Regions from separate parts of the Homo sapiens genome. Here all the other regions are linked to region 1. A link is a contact called in ENCODE Hi-C or POLR2A ChIA-PET data. All regions are on one chromosome and are shown on one strand. Each heading gives the region's core, a stretch centred on a gene start or an enhancer-like site at or near the end of the contact. The rest is flanking DNA. Distances are from core to core; before and after follow the strand shown. Region 1 holds the start of ARNT (aryl hydrocarbon receptor nuclear translocator). Region 2 holds the start of GABPB2 (GA binding protein transcription factor subunit beta 2). Region 3 overlaps PRUNE1 (prune exopolyphosphatase 1).

Region 1 (5,063 bases), core at 1,285-3,784:
AATGATTTCTACCAATTTTTTTCTACAGAAATGTAACTTGATCTCTTTTAACCACAAAATGTATCCACATCATACAGGAAAACATTTTGCATTTATTCTGGAAAAATCCATTTTACTTGGTAAAGAAGCTACAGCATTTTTTTTTTTTTTTTTTTGAGATGGAGTCTTGCTCTGTCGCCCAGGCTGGAGTGCAGGGGCACCTCGGTTCACTGCAACCTCTGCCTCCCAGGTTCAAGCGATTCTCCTGCCTCAGCCACCGGAGTAGCTGGGATTACAGGCACGCGGCACCATGCCCGGCTAATTTTTGTATTTTTAGTAAAGATGGGGTTTCACCATGTTGGCCAGGCTGGTCTCGAACACCTGACTTTGTGATCCGCCCTCCTTGGCCTCCCAAAGTGCTGGGATTACAGCCACCCCGCCCAGCCCAGCCAATGTATTTCTTTTGGGTGGATGATTTTTTTCTTTTTGGTGACTTATAAATATAACAACAAAATGAAAGAAAAATGAAATTTTAACAGATGTAAACAATAATATGTAAATTATGTTAAAATACCTTTGCAGTAAACTAAATAAGTGGATCAATGTAATCTGCGCAGTACATATACAACTTCTAAGAATGCAAAGCTGTTCAATAGCATAATGGGATTTTTGTTAAAATTTTAATTAAATTTGTATTAAACATTTTGTGAGCGATACATGAAAATGGAAGTACTTTGTAGTGCTAAAATTGTAGTGCTAAAATAGGGGGATGGGTGGAACAGGTTTCCAGTGTCAGACTCCTTTAGTTTGCCTCCCACATTACTTACCTGCTGGATGTCCCTTGCTTACCCTCTTTGTTTCTGTTTCCTTAATTGCAAAATGGAAATAGCAGTAGAACCTACCTCATCGTTGTTGTGAGGATTAAATGAGTAAATACATATAAAGCATTTTGGACAGTGCCTACCTCGAATAGCTCAATGCTTCCTATTACCAGGAAACAAAAATTAGCCGGGCGTGGTGGTGCGCGCCTGTAATCCCAGCTACTCAGGAGGCTGAGGCAGGATAACTGCTTGAACCCGGGAGGGAGAGGTTGCAGTGAGCCAAGATCGCACCACTGCACTCCAGCCTGGGTGATGGAGCAAGACTCCGTCTCAGAAAAAAATAAAGAAAAAAGAAAATAAATCTGCACAGCCATCATCTTATTGATTCCCTATTAAAAACTCCTCACTGGCCAGGTGTGGTGGCTCACGCCTGTAATCCCAACAGTTTGTGAGACCGAGGCGGGCAGATTGCCTGATGTCAGGAGTTCGAGACCAGCCTGGCCAACGTCGTGAAACTCCATCTCTACTAAAAATACAAAAAACATTAGCCAGGCGTGTGGCGTGCGCCTGTAATCCCAGCTACTCAGGAGACTGAGGCAGGGGAATTGCTTGAACCGGGGAGGTGGAGGTTGCAGTGAGCCGAGATTGCGCCACTGCACTCCAGCCTGGGCGACAGAGAGAGACTCTGTCTCAAAAACAGACAAACAAAACTCCTCACTCTGTCCCTGTCACTGACCAAAGAAGTTACCCATTCTCAAATTACTTTCTTCATCTATTGCCTCCAATTTTGGCTGGCAATATCTCCCATACCAAACCGTTAACACCTGGATCCTTTTAGACTACCGGTTCCATAGCAGGCATTCAAAAGTTAGTCATTTAACTTTTTCACCAGGGACAAAAGTCCTTAAAAGAGGAAAAAAACTGGAAAGGATTACAAATCACCATGTGATGTTTAGGTGCTCTTTAGCACCTAAAGAGGATTTACAAGATACATTGTCTGCACGGCAACCACTCAGACGAATCCACCACCAAGCGAAGGTTTTTAGTAAAATATCCTTTTTTTTTTTTTTGAGACGGAGTTTCGCTCTTGTTGCCCAGACTGGCGTGCAGTGGCGCTATCTCGGCTCACTGCAACCTCTGCCTCCCAGGTTCAAGCGATTCTCCTGCCTCAGCCTCCCAAGAAGCTGGGATTACAGGCATGCGCCACCACGCCCGGCTAATTTTGTATTTTTAGTAGAGACGGGGTTTCGCCATGTTGGCCAGGCTGGTTTCGAACCCCTGGCCACAGGTGATCCGGCCGCCTCGGCCTCCCAAAGTGCTGGGATTACAGACGCGAGCCACCGCGCCCAGCCTAAAATACCCATTTTAATTGCATTTCAATGACGTTACTCGGTCATTGACCTCTTACGCAAGGAGGGCGAGATTAGGGAGACAGCTGGACTTCTTCCTCGCCCTCCCTTCACTGGACTGGCTGGCGCAGTGAGTAGCCCTGCCCTTGGACGATTTGGCATTTTCATTGGTCAATTTTTCTTAGGAGGCTGGCCGTGTGTTGACTCCGCCTACTATATAGGCGGGGTCTCCCCGCCGCAGGGGCTGGGATGCTGGGGGCTGCTGAAGCCGCCATCTTGGATTCCGCGGTAGCGGAGGCGGCGGTCAGGCGCCGCTTCTGGGGAGTGGCCTTTCTTTTCCCCTCCCTCCCGGTTCGGTGGCGGCGGCTCCTCCCACTGGGGGGGGGGGTGGCGCGGCGGCGGTGGCATCTGCGGCCATGGCGGCGACTACTGCCAACCCCGGTGAGGAGACGGAGGACTGGGGCGCCTCTAAAGGGGAGGGGCCGAAGGGGCTGACAACTAAGGAGACCCAGGGCTGAGGGGACGCAGCTGGAGCTGAAGGCGCCGGGGCGGGGCGGGGGCCGCGAGAGACGGTGGGGGAGCGGTGACCTGGGGAGGGGCCCGATCCCGGGGACTTGGGTAGACTCGAGTATACCCAAGGGAGCGAGGGGGCAGGTGGGAGTTGAGGGGGGCTCCCTGTCCTGACCTCCGTTGGAGCGGCAGCCAGTGCGGGGCTGGCCCGCCCTCACTCCTCGGTCGGCGTCTGGTCTGTGATGTGGTCCTCTTTTAACCCTCTGCCCGCTGGAGCCGCTTGATGCCGAAAACTGTAGGCAGAGTGTCTCGGTTTACTTTAAGAGTAGTTTGGATTCATAAACCCTGGACCACACTGCTCTTTAGTTGAGGCGTTGCTTCCAAACATTTAAAGGTTTAGATTTTAATTTAAAAAATAAAAAATGGACATTCTTTGATATATACGACGTTTCTTTAGGCTGTTACCTCCCACCCGCAACCCCCGTCCCCGTCTCCGTCCCCGGACTATACTTTGAAACTTAGATCTTGTGTTAAGAGGGCCTGTAGGTCTTTGCCTGCTGAGGGCAGGGGTTTGTGTAATGGTTATGGTTCCGGACAGGTCTTTAGTTCCACAGCCCCAGGTTTAAATCTTGTTAGGCCTACGTCGAGGCAATTTCCAAACTCTTTCAGAAAAGTTTGATTCCACACCATTTCTCAATTTCAAAAAATAATCAAATATCAAAAAGGTTTGGTCTGTTTTGTCTAAGAGATGGAGTAGGGTGTAGTGCAGTTCTAGAGAGATCAGATCTTCAAATTACTAGTCCCAGCCCTCTTTCCTCTATGTTACAGTTATTCCTCTTTAGAAGGCATTTCATTTTAGGGGTCTAGTTTATCTTGGAGACCTTGGTTATTCTTGCCAAATAAAGTCTATCCTTTTCCAAAAACCAATATATTTGATAGCCTTAAAAAGGGCCTTGAGATATGTGTGTGTGTTGCGTGGGGCGGAGAATTTCTTGAAAATAAAACAGTAGGAGTGATTACCCCCATCCCCACGTTGAAATTTAAATTAGATTTTTTTTCATGTTACTGAAAGGCAGTATGATTTTGCAATATCCAGATTTTGATAGGACAGTTGAATCACTGAAATTTCTTTTCTACCGTGTTTCTGGGAATAGCTATTTTAAGAAATGGTTAATTTGTCACGTCATTTTTTTTTAATCTTTTAAATTTTTTTTGAAGGAAAGGGAGGTAAAATTAATCGCAAAAATTACATTGCAGGAAGTGCTGAGTGATAGAATAAAACTATAAAACAGGAAAAATGCCGTTATGTCAAACCTGACCTTGTAGTAATATAACCTATCTGTGAACTATGGAATAAATAAACAAGATTTTTAACTGATCACACATTGCAAAATACTTATATAACCCTAGTTAAATTGCAAAGCATTTCTCTTATTAAGAAGTGGCCTGGGTAAACAAGTTTTAGTTCATATGTCAGAAGCTTTTTTCCAGCTGTGTGGGTGGGGTTGCTTTATTTTGTTTTGTTTTTTGAACAACAGCAACCAGAATGACAGCCTCTTGACCATATTTTCATAAGCTGATCAATATCAGCTTAAATCTTAGCAGAAAATAGCATATGTTAGTGTGTATGTGTGTGTGCAGAATCCTTGTTAATGAAACAGCTTTGTTTACTATGCTTTGGCTGCTTGCTTCTGCAATTTTTAGATTTCCTTTTTCTTTTTCTTTGTTTTCCTTTCTCCTCTCCCCTCTCTCCTGTCCCCTCTCCCCTCTTTTTCTTTTGCTACAGGGTCTTGCTCCTTGCTCTGTCGCCCAGTCTGGAGTGCAGTGGCAAGATCACTGCTCACGGCAGCCTCCACCTCAGGGGCTCAAGTGATCCTCTCACGATCAGCCTCCCGAATAGCTGGGACTACAGGTGCCTTGCCACCATGCGCGGTTAATTTTTAAATTTTTTTGTAGAGACAGATGCCTTGCTATGTTGCCCATGCTGATCTTGATCTCCTGGTCTCAAGCAAGCCTTGCCTCAGTCTCTCCAAGTTGGGAATACAGATGTGAGACACTTTGACCAGATTTCTTTTTTGATGTTGAAAAATTATTCCATCTCTTCTGACTTATTGATCCCATGTTCAGTTCAATCAAATCAGAAGATATATTTTCTTTTTTCTTTTCTCCCTTTGCTCTTGTATATCATGAGGAAGAGATCAGAGATACATTGTGGATTTTTTCAGTAGCCTGTTGCTTTTTGGGAAATGAGATTAATGAATGGAGGGACATAGGTGGAAATGTACTGTGCTTAGTGAAAGTAAATGTTTTCAGGTCAGAATTCTTTGCTACACTGTCATACCTTCTTTCCTTAGAGCCATTTTAAGGACTAGGGACACCATGCCTATTTCTTTGAGTTTTTTCT
Region 2 (5,063 bases), core at 874-3,373, 190 kb before region 1:
GGACTGGATAAAGTATGTTTGTTTGTTTGTTTGTTTGTGATGGAGTTTTGCTCCTGTTGCCCAAGCTGGAGTACAATGGCGCGATCTTGTCTCACTGCAACCTCTGCCTGCTGGGTTCAAGCCATTCTCCTGCCTCAGCCTCCTGGGTAGCTGGGATTACAGGTGTGTGCCACCACGCCCGGCTAATTTTTTGTATTTTTAGTAGAAATGGGGTTTCACCATGTTAGCCAGGCTGGTGTCGAACTCCTGACCTCAGGTGATCCACCCACCTCGGCCTCCCAAAGTGCTGGGATTACAGGCCAGAGCCACCACGCCCGGCCTGTTTGTTTTTTAAAGAGACAGGGCCTCACTCTGTGGTCCAGGCTGGAGTGCAGTGGTGCAATCACGGCTCACTGCAGCCTCGACCTCAAGCGATCCTCCCACCTCAGTTTCCCGAGTAGCTGGGACCACCAGTGGGCACTACCACGCCCAGCTGATTAAAAATAATTTTTTTTTCTCTGTACCGACAGGGGTCTCCCTATTTCGCCCAGGCTGGTCTAGAACTCCAGGGCTCAAGGGATCCTCCCACCTCAGCTTCCCAAAATGCTGGGATTACAGGCGTGAGCCACTGCGCCCGGCCAAAACCTTTCAATAAGTGTGTGTTTTAATAATTCATGAAGTGCTTGAGCTCTTGACAACAAAGTACTCTATTATCCAAGATAATTAGAGTAATTACTTTTGTTTATTTAAGAATCTGGATGGGGCAGTTTTCTCTTTATTGTCATCAAAGCACGTGTGAAAATACATGCCTAAGAACATCTCTACTGGATTGGGTGGACCAAGTGATTAGATGAAAATATGGTCTTGGATGGCCAAAATTTTGTTACATCGTTGATAGTAAGCCATAGACTGTCCTTTTCCAAAGACGTTGGGTTGGGGGGGACCCCCTAGAGAGAAAGCCCTTTTGGGAAAAGGGAGAGGAATGGGATGACCTCTGGCTCAAGGAAGTATGTGAAAACAGGAGACAGCCAACGGAAAGAATTGCAATGGAAGAATCTATGGTTCTTTTAGTATTGCTCAAGTCCCCACTGGGCGGCCAGCTGTACAAACAACTGTGAAAGAAGCAGAGGCGAGGCCGGGAGCCGTGGCTCACGCCTGCAATCCCAGCACTTTGGAAGGCCAAGGCGGGGGGATCCCCTAAGGTCAGGAGTTCGAGACCAGCCTGGCTAACATGGTGAAACCCCGTCTCTATTAAAAATATACAAAAATTAGCCATGCATGGTGGCGCACGCCTGTAATCCCAGCTACTCGGGAGGCTGAGGCAGGAGAATCGCTTGAACCCGGGAAGCGGAGGTTGCAGTGAGCTGCAGGTTGCAGTGAGCCGAAATCGCGCCACTGCACTCCAGCCTGGGTGACAGAGCAAGACTCAGTTTTGAAAAAAAAAAAAAAAAGAGCAAAAAAGCAGAGGCGGGGCCCGTACTGCTCTCATTCAGATTACCGAGTTCACTAGTAATCTTTCAGGTCATTATTTGGGTCAGATAATGAGAGTCGCCGTTTCCCTCTCTATCATAAACCCTACAGTTCCTCACACCAATGTCTGTCTGAAAGATGGGAACCAATTTGGGGCAGGGGGCCAAACTCAGCCTCGGCGACAGGCCTCGGCCCCGGCTCCGCGCCGCCCCCTAGTGGTCACCTCCGCGGCCTGGGCTTCCCTTGGTCCAGCTCCCCAGCCCCAGGTCTTACACCCACCCCCTTCTTCACCTCCTTCCAGTCCCCTCCCCTTCCTCCCGACAGCATCCCCTTCCTCCCCGTCCCCCTCCCGCCGCTGCCCCCGCTTCAGTGACGGGGAGCCGCGAGGTCTGCACCCAGAAGTCCGAGGCTGGGCTGGGAAGCGGTGTGACTTCTCACGGCACTTTCCTTTCCAGCCCTGACGCCCCCCGGAGTCCACACATCTCTTCTTTCCTCCTCACCTCCTCGTCCGGGACGCTGCCGGCCACGCTTCCACGGAGCCCGCCAGTTTAGTCCCGTTTCCTTCTCTAGTTAAGACTCCCTGTCAAGGACGGTTACTTTTTGCCCTTTTCATGTGTGCATGTTTTGGGGGCCTTTAACCCCCCCTCGTGGAGAAACAGAGGCAACAAAATGGCGGACCCGGAAATGAAGGCGCCGCGAGTAAGATTTCTGGCGGAGGAATCTGTGAAGGGAAAATGATCAGAAAACTCATGCTCCCATTCTAACAGAAAGATGATGCACCCCCGAGGTTCATCGCCTTTCTGCTGAGGCACTTCTGAGGTGGAAAAGTGCGTCACCGAGGCATGCTAGGCAGGACTATTTAACGGGGCGGAGGACTGCTGGTTACGTATCTTGCGCGTCTGAATAGTTCCAGCAGGGGACGGATCCTAGGTCTGGTGTTGGCGCCAAGAACCTGGCGAACTGCTGAGGGAGACTCGGAGCGTGCGTCAGTCATGCAGATTGCGTCTTAACTCTTGGCTGCTTCTTCGGGGTCCGGGGCGGCCAGGTTTAGTTTGACAGGAAAGCCTCGTTTCCTTATCCCAACCTCGGCTGCAGCTGTTTGGGACGTTCCTGGCTTTGTGCATTGGGTTCTGGTGCCTGATGGACACATTTTTCCAGTTACAGGCCGAATGTAAGGACCCCAGAGCCAAGCTGTCAGTGAGAACAGTGAAACAAATAACTGAGTCATTTCTTTTCTTTCTTTCTTTTTTTTTTTTGAGACGGAGTCTCGCTCTGTCGCCCAGGCTGGAGTGCAGTGGCTCGATCTCGGCTCGCTGCATGCTCCGTCTCCCGGGCTCACGCCATTCTCCTGCCTCAGCCTCCGGAGTAGCTGGGACTGCAGGCGCCCGCCACCACGCCCGGAGATTTTTTTGTATTTTTAGTGGAGACGGGGTTTCACCGTGTTAGCTAGGATGGTCTCGATCTCCTGACATCGTGATCCACCCGCCTCGGCCTCCCAAAGTGCTGGGATTACAGGCGTGACCCACCGCGCGCGGCCTTTTTTTTTTGAGACGGAGTCTCGCTTCGTCCGTCGCCCAGGCTGAAGTGCAGTGGCGTGACCTCGGTTCGCTGCAACCTCTGCCTCCCGGGTTCAAGTGATTGTCCTGCCTCAGCCTCCCCAGCAGCTGGGATTACAGGCGTCCGCCACCACGCTGGGCTAATTTTTGTATTTTTAGTAGAGATGGGGTTTTATTTTACCATGTTGGCCAGGCTGGTCTCGAACTCCTGACCTCAAGTGATTGGCCCGCCTCGGCCTCCCGAAGTGCTGGGATTACAGGCGTGAGCCACCGCGCCCGGCCTGAGTCATTTCTTTTTGGAGGCCTGCAAGAGGATGGAGCATGAGTTTGCAAATCCATTTAGTCACTTTATTTACCAAACAGTTGATCCCTGTCTCCACCCACCAATTGCCATGGCTGAAGGACTCTGAAGGGGCCCTTCAAAACTCAGTAAAAATAGAAAAGGACGCACTACTTATCCTTCCTGGCCCCATTCTTCGTTAGACTGGGACCGTCTTTAGATGTGGGCTTTTCATGGCCTAGAGGGAGGATTTGTCTTTTTTTCTCCCACCTGGGGACTTCTCTAGATCATCCTTATTTAGGGTATAGTGTCATCCTTATTTATAGTACACTGCCCAATTCTGTCCTATCCATATTGGTATTTACAGTTTCTCTTTTGAGAGTTGGAGTCTTGTCTCATTCCCGTTTACATTCTGTTTGGCTCAGTGCTTTCCTATAGCAGGCACACAAAAACCAGAAGTTAAGCAGATAACATATTTGAGTGAATTCGTTTATCTTCTTAGGCACCTAGGAGAATTATTACCTGAAATATAATGTTGGTAGTCAGTGGGCAAGCAGAAGAGTGGTTGTACCTGTCTCCCTAACTACTTTTCTAATTTTAAGTTGATTTTGCCCTTTCATTATCTGTTCAATGCGAAGTTCACCATCTAATGTCTAAATGCTACTCAAATCATTCTTCCTCTAAGTTGAATATTATTATAGAAAGATAAAATGAGGCCGGGCTCAGTGGCTCACGCCTGTAATCTCAGCACTTTGAGAGGCTAAGGCGGGCAGATCACCTGAGGTCAGGAGTTAGAGACCAGCCTGGCCAACATGGTGAAACCCCGTCTCTATGAAAAATACAAAAATTAACCAGGCCTGGTGGCAGGCGCCTGTAATCCCAGCTACCTGGGAGCCTGAGGTGGGAGGATCCCTTGACCCTGGTGGGTGGAGGTTGCAGTGAGCGGTGATCCCCGCCACTGCACTCCAGCCTGGGTGACAGAGTGGGACCCTGTCTCAAAAATAAAAAAGAAAAAAAAGATGTATAAGCTAAGTGTGAAAGCAAGGCTAATTTCTCAGATTTCTGTGGCTTTTCTTGTGAAGAGAGAAAATTAGACTCCAGTCCTGGGATTGAATGTCTTTATTAAATAAACGAGTAAATGGTAGCACAAATCACCATCAATATTTTTGGAAGGATTGGGGACAAGATGTCGAGTCAGAATATAATTGTTCATTTCAGGGTCTCAATGTAGCTGAAGAACTGTGCCCACTGATCAGTATTACGTATTGCAAATGCAGGAGGTAAGGCTAAAATAGGACTTATGCCGTTCAGAAGATTGAATTGAAACCTTAAAAACTATCATAATAGTAGGAATGCATGTTAAGATTTGATAACTTTCTTTAGCTAGAGTTTTCAACCCACAGTTAGGAGCAAAGTTGTAAAGTGAGTAGGTGTGAAGAAGGGACACTCTTTTGAGAAAAGAAATTAGCTACTTCTAAAATGATTCAATTATTTTCCCTATTTTCATTTTCCATAATATTTCCTCCTGTTTTATACCTCTAACTACCCTCCTGATTTCTCTGAGGAAAAAAAAGAATATAAGAGCAGGATCAAAAAAAAGCAAGAGACTTATCACTTTAGCCTTTTAGAAATACTGTTTCGTAGCAGATAACCTCAAATTAAAACTTCCGAGGTTTTCATCACCCCTTGAAGAAATATTTGTGTTTACTGCCCTGGAGCAGGAAATTAGGAAGGTTTAAGGAATCTCTGAAGCTGATTATAATAGAGTCAAAAATCAG
Region 3 (5,063 bases), core at 803-3,302, 150 kb before region 1:
TACCTTTAGAGCAAGTAACTTTGGAGAGAAGGATGAAACCCAGAACAGAGGCTTTTACTTTTTATCTTTCCCTCTTCCTATACTGTTTACATGTGAGTTCTTTCTTTCTTTCTTCCTTTTTATGTCAACAGGTGGTAGCTGAGTACAAGAATACAGTTTTTTTTGGGTTCTCTTCATCTTTTGTTTACTCACAAAATATTTCTTTTGCCTCCCTAACCAATTCTATAGATTTCACTCTGATAATTTAGTATACTCTCAGCATATTTTATATATATGTCCTGTATTCTCTGAATAGACTGGAACCTATGAGGCTCTTTTTGTTTTTTTTTGAGACGGAGTTTCGCTGTCGTTGCCCAAGCTGGAGTACAATGGCGCAATCTCGGCTCACTGCAACCTCCACTTCCCGGGTTCAAGCGATTTTCCTGCCTCAGCCTCCTGAGTAGATGGGATTACAGGCACACACCACCACGCTCAGCTAATTTTTCGTATTTTTAGTAGAAACGGAGTTTCACCATGTTAGCTAGGCTGGTCTTGAACTCCTGACCTCAGGTGATCTGCCCACCTCGGCCTCCCAAAGTGTTGGGATTACAGGCGTGAGCCACTGCGTCTGGCCCTTCTGAGGCTCTTAATACATTCCTCCTCATCCTAACCAAGAGCCAGGATAGAACAATCCAGTAAATGACTGATTATTTCATGCTTAGGCTAATATGGTACTTCATTTCTTTCTGGTATAAAATTTAAATAATTGGCCAGGCGCGGTGGCTCATGCCTGTAATCCCAGCACTTTGGGAGGCCCAGGCGGGCAGATCACCTGAGCTTCAGAGTTCAAGACCAGCCTGGTCAACATGGTGAAACCCGATCTTTACTAAAAATACCAAAATTAGCTGGGCGTGGTGGTGGGCGCCTGTAATCCCAGCTACTCGGGAGGCTGAGGCAGGAGAATCGCTTGAACCCAGGAGGTCGAGGTTGCAGTGTGCCAAGATTGTGCCACTGCACTCTAGCCTGGGTGGCAGAGCAAGACTCTGTCTCAAAAAAAAAAAAATAATATAATGAACAAGGCTTGCCTTTCTGTTTTCTTATCTGGGAGGCAGAAAAGTCAGCTAACATTTCATACCTGATACATCAAACTTTGCCTTTTGTAGGGAATCAAATATATCATTTCTCTTGGGTAGGTCTGGGAAAAGGGCCTCTAGTTTCTCCACATATTTGCTGTCCTTTGGGGTTGCCTTTCCAATTTTAAGGTCCATGTTGACACAGTCCAGGATGATGGTTCCTGTGGAGAAGGGAGATGGTGGAACTTGAATCCTGTGACCCTTCACACACAACCACCAGAACATATATAACCTTCACACCAAATGGACACACACAAGGAGATTTGTATAGCAAAATCTCTGAAAGCAAAATGAGAAACTGGGATGGACAGTGTCCTCAGACCTCCCAAATCCAAACTAAAATGTAGGAAGGGAAATGGGGAAAAGGTAGAAAGAAAGCCTGAGCATCTCAAACCTTGGAGATTTTACAGCCTAGTCAGACAGAGATACACCTCTTCAGTAGGCCAAATCCCATCAAAGAATCTTCTAAGTTGGAAAAGACAGTCTAGTCCAACTCACTCTCTCTCTCTTTTTTTTTACAAGTGGAAAAATGAGAACAAGAAAGGTTAAGAGATTTGCTCAAGGTCACCTATTTCCTGGAGGAATTGGTATTGGAATCTGTTTCCTGCTTCTTTAGCTAATCCTCCTTCCATCATAAAATGATGCCAATAGGAAGCTTCTTGGTCTGTTGCCCTGCACTTCCTTTCTACTTTCTCCAACAAGTATCCCACAGGCCTTTAAACACATGCTCAATTGTCCCCTGAAAGAATCCTATCTTTTGGTATGAGCTGAATGGCTCTGAGAGCATATGGTTAGGCTGGAAGCGTCTAGACTTTTCCACCCTCCCTTCTCAGGGACAGGAATAGAACTACTGAGGTCCCAATCCAAAAGCCACCCTTACCATGCAGAAGGGCTGCAGTTTGCCTGTCCAAGATCTCTGGTGCCCCCTGCAGGATTCTCTCGGTCACCAGGGTAGCACAGGACCCCACCAGCTCAACTGAAACATGGCAGGGAGGGCAGTGTTTCGGCTCGATGGGTCGATGGTCTAGCACCTCTGCTACTGCCTCCTCTAGGGCTGTGTCACTTCTGTGGAGGGGAGGGTATGGGAAAAGAGGAAGAAAGATAGGTACGGACACTCCAGCTGCTTCTAGCCAACCTCTACCCCACACATCAAGGAAAATGCAGATGTCTTTTTTTTTTTGAGACGGAGTTTCACTCTTGTCGCCCAGGCTAGAGTGCAATGGTGCGTTCTTGGCTCACTGCAACCTTTGCATCTCGGGTTCAAGCGATTCTCCTGCCTCAGCCTCCTGAGTAGCTGGGATTAAAGGCGCCTGCCAACATGCCCAGCTAATTTTTTTGTATTTTTAGTAGAGATGGGGTTTCGCCATGTTGGCCAGTCTGGTCTCAAACTCCTGACCTCAGGTGATCTGCCAGGCAAGCATTTAAAACTGACCTTTGGTTACTTTTACCTCTGCCTAACTCCTCTCAATTCTTTTTTTTTTTTTTTTTTGAGACGGAGTCTCACTCTGTTGCCCAGGTTGGAGTGCAATGGCACGATCTCGGCTCCTGCAACCTCCACCTCCCGGGTTCAAGTGATTCTCCTGCCTCAGCCTCCTGGGTAACCAGGATTACAAGGCACGTGCCACCAAACCCGGCTAATTTTTTTTTTTGTATTTTTAGTAAAGATGGGGTTTCACCATGTTGGTCAGGCTGGTCTCGAACTCCTGACCTCGTGATCTGCCCGCCTTGGCCTCCCAAAGAGCTGGGATTACAGGCGTGAGCCACCGCGCCCAGCAATTCTTTTCTTTAATGTTATAATTGGAGTCATCTTTAAATAGTGTATAAGCAAATTCTGTGAAGCATCTGCTGCAAATATCTTACCCCCACATTTGCTGTCCTTTAGCGTTGCCTTTCCAACCCTATACCCTTGACACCCTTGATACCCAACATCTAAATTTCTCCTTTTTTTTTTTTTTTCTAAGACGGAATCTCGCTGTGTCGCCCAGGCTGGAGTGCAGTGGTGCAATCTTGGCTCACTGCAACCTCCGCCTCCCAGGTTCAAGCAATTCTCCTGCCTCAGCCTCCTAAGTAGCTGGGAGTACAGGCGCCCACCACCAGGCCCAGCTAATTTTTGTATTTTTAGTAGAGACGGGGTTTCACCATATTGGCCAGGCTGGTCTCGAACTCCTGACCTCGTGATCCGCCCGCCTCGGCCTCCCAAAGTGCTGGGATTACAGGCATGAGCCACCGCGCCCAGCAAATCTCTCCTATTTTTATAACCCACTCAATACTTAGATTCCATGTGGGTCACCAGGTCCTGTGAATTCTATCTTAATTCCTATCCATGCCCTAGTTTCTAACTCTCTGTTACTGCCCCACTCTAGGCCCTCAATATCTCTCGTCTGGACTATTCCAGTAGTCTCTTAACCAATCACCTGCTTCCAACCAAGAGCCCTCCTGGGCTGTCCTTCACAAAGTGGCCTGAATGATCATTTGAAAAAAGAAAATCTGATTCTTTTAGGACCCAGAATATAATTTAAAATAGTTCCCCACGGCCTAAAATAAAATCCAATCACCTTAGAAGGGCCTATGAGGCCTCCATAATCTGCCTCCTGCCTGCCCCCTCTGTCTCATCTTTTTCCATGTCCTACTTCTCCCTCAAATTTTATGCTCCAGCTGTGCAAAACAAATTCCATTTCCCCTAGCTCACCATGCTATTTCACGCCTGCCTGCATTTGATTCTATTAATTACTCCCTCTGCCTGGAATGCCTTTCCTAACCACCTTCCCTCCTCCCTCCCAATTCACCAAGCAAACACCTAGTCCTCTTTCAAGACTGAGATCAGTGCTCACTTCAGCAGCACATGCGCTAAAATTGGAATGACACAGAGAAGATTAGCATGGCCGCTGAGCAAGGATGACATGCACATTTGTGAACTGTTCCATAAAAAAAAAATATATATATTTAAAATAAAAAATAAAGGCTGGGCATGGTGGCTCACATCTGTAATCGCAGCACTTTGGGAGGCCAAGGCGGGCGGATCACGAGGTCAGATCGAGACCATCCTGGCTAACACGGTGAAACCCTGTCTCTACTAAAAATACAAAAATTAGCCAGGTGTGGTGGCGGGCACACCTGTAGTCCCAGCTACTCGGGAGGCTGAGGCAGGAGAATGGCGTGAACCCGGGAGGCGGAGCTTGCAGTGAGCCGAGATCGCGCCAGTGCACTCCAGCCTGGGCGACAGAGCGAGACTACGTCTCTTAAAAAAAAAAAAAAAAAATTAGCCAGGCCGGGCGTGGTGGCTCACGCCTGTAATCCCAGCACTTTGGGAGGCTGAGGCGGGCGGATCACTTGAGGCCAGGAGTTTGAGACCAGCCTTGCCAACATGGTGAAACCCCGTCTCTACTAAAAATACAAAAAATTAGCTGGGTGTGGTGGCGCATGCTTGTAATCCCAGCTACTTGGGAGGTTGAGGCAGGAGAATCACTTGAATCTGGGAGGCTCACTGCAGTGAGCCGAGATGGTGCCATTGCACTCCAGCCTGGGCAACAAGAACAAAACTCAGTTTCAAAAAAAAAAAAAAAAAAATTAGCCAGGAATGATGCTTTTACACAGGAGGCTGAGGCGGGAGGATTCCTTGAACCCAGGAGCTCAAGGTTATGATGATGCCGCTGTACTCTAGCCTAGGAGACAGAGCGAGAGAGACACCATCTCTTAAAAAAAAAAAAGGTGGTGGCACGGTGGCTCATACCTGTAATCCCAGCACTTTGGGAGTCCGAGGTGGGCGGATCACCTGAGGTCAGGAGTTGAAGACCAGCCTGACCAACATGGTGAAGCCCCATCTCTACTAAAAACACACACACACACACACACACAAAATTATCCCGGGAGGCGGAGGTTGCAGTGAGCCTAGATTGCACTATTGCACTCCAACCTAGGCAACAAGAGAAAACTCTGTCTCAAAAAAAAAAA

What was found. A loop is a pair of places that touch in the nucleus more often than their neighbours do. ChIA-PET counts read pairs that join two places held with the same protein, here RNA polymerase II (POLR2A). Pooled maps may share reads with other maps.
Region 2: a loop to region 1 is called in a pooled map, with 9 times the contacts of the local background. The contact joins the promoter of GABPB2 here to the promoter of ARNT in region 1. A Hi-C loop is called at or near these places in 4 of 37 single-sample maps with no recorded cell type and 12 of 50 pooled maps. POLR2A ChIA-PET finds 5 or more read pairs at or near these places in 2 of 52 experiments (H1 and activated B cell).
Region 3: a loop to region 1 is called in a pooled map, with 2.5 times the contacts of the local background. The contact joins the enhancer-like site here to the promoter of ARNT in region 1. A Hi-C loop is called at or near these places in 1 of 50 pooled maps. POLR2A ChIA-PET finds 5 or more read pairs at or near these places in 3 of 52 experiments (B cell, H1 and T-cell).

What each region holds. Positions count from the first base shown.
Region 1 is chr1:150,874,070-150,879,132 of GRCh38, reverse strand. It overlaps ARNT (aryl hydrocarbon receptor nuclear translocator), which reads left to right and starts at 2,534. Exons shown (of 22, transcript NM_001668.4): 1 at 2,534-2,590. The coding sequence starts at 2,566. It also overlaps a transcript of LOC107985204 not described here. RefSeq lists silencers at 2,202-2,475, 2,479-2,908 and enhancers at 3,969-4,468, 4,469-4,970.
Region 2 is chr1:151,067,821-151,072,883 of GRCh38, reverse strand. It overlaps GABPB2 (GA binding protein transcription factor subunit beta 2), which reads right to left and starts at 2,123. Exons shown (of 9, transcript NM_144618.3): 1 at 1,950-2,123. It overlaps MLLT11 (MLLT11 transcription factor 7 cofactor), which reads right to left. Exons shown (of 2, transcript NM_006818.4): 2 at 3,340-5,063. RefSeq lists enhancers at 739-1,673, 2,041-2,250, 1,674-2,608 and silencers at 1,571-1,730, 1,761-1,840.
Region 3 is chr1:151,021,725-151,026,787 of GRCh38, reverse strand. It overlaps PRUNE1 (prune exopolyphosphatase 1), which reads right to left. Exons shown (of 8, transcript NM_021222.3): 4 at 1,993-2,177; 5 at 1,115-1,273. It also overlaps the pseudogene RNU6-884P. Among named protein-coding and RNA genes, the nearest start is that of BNIPL, 12 kb to the left of the region's middle. Within about 2 kb of position 2,052, at least 10 of the 41 ENCODE cell types and tissues checked have a DNase peak (open chromatin) inside an H3K27ac peak, as active enhancers do.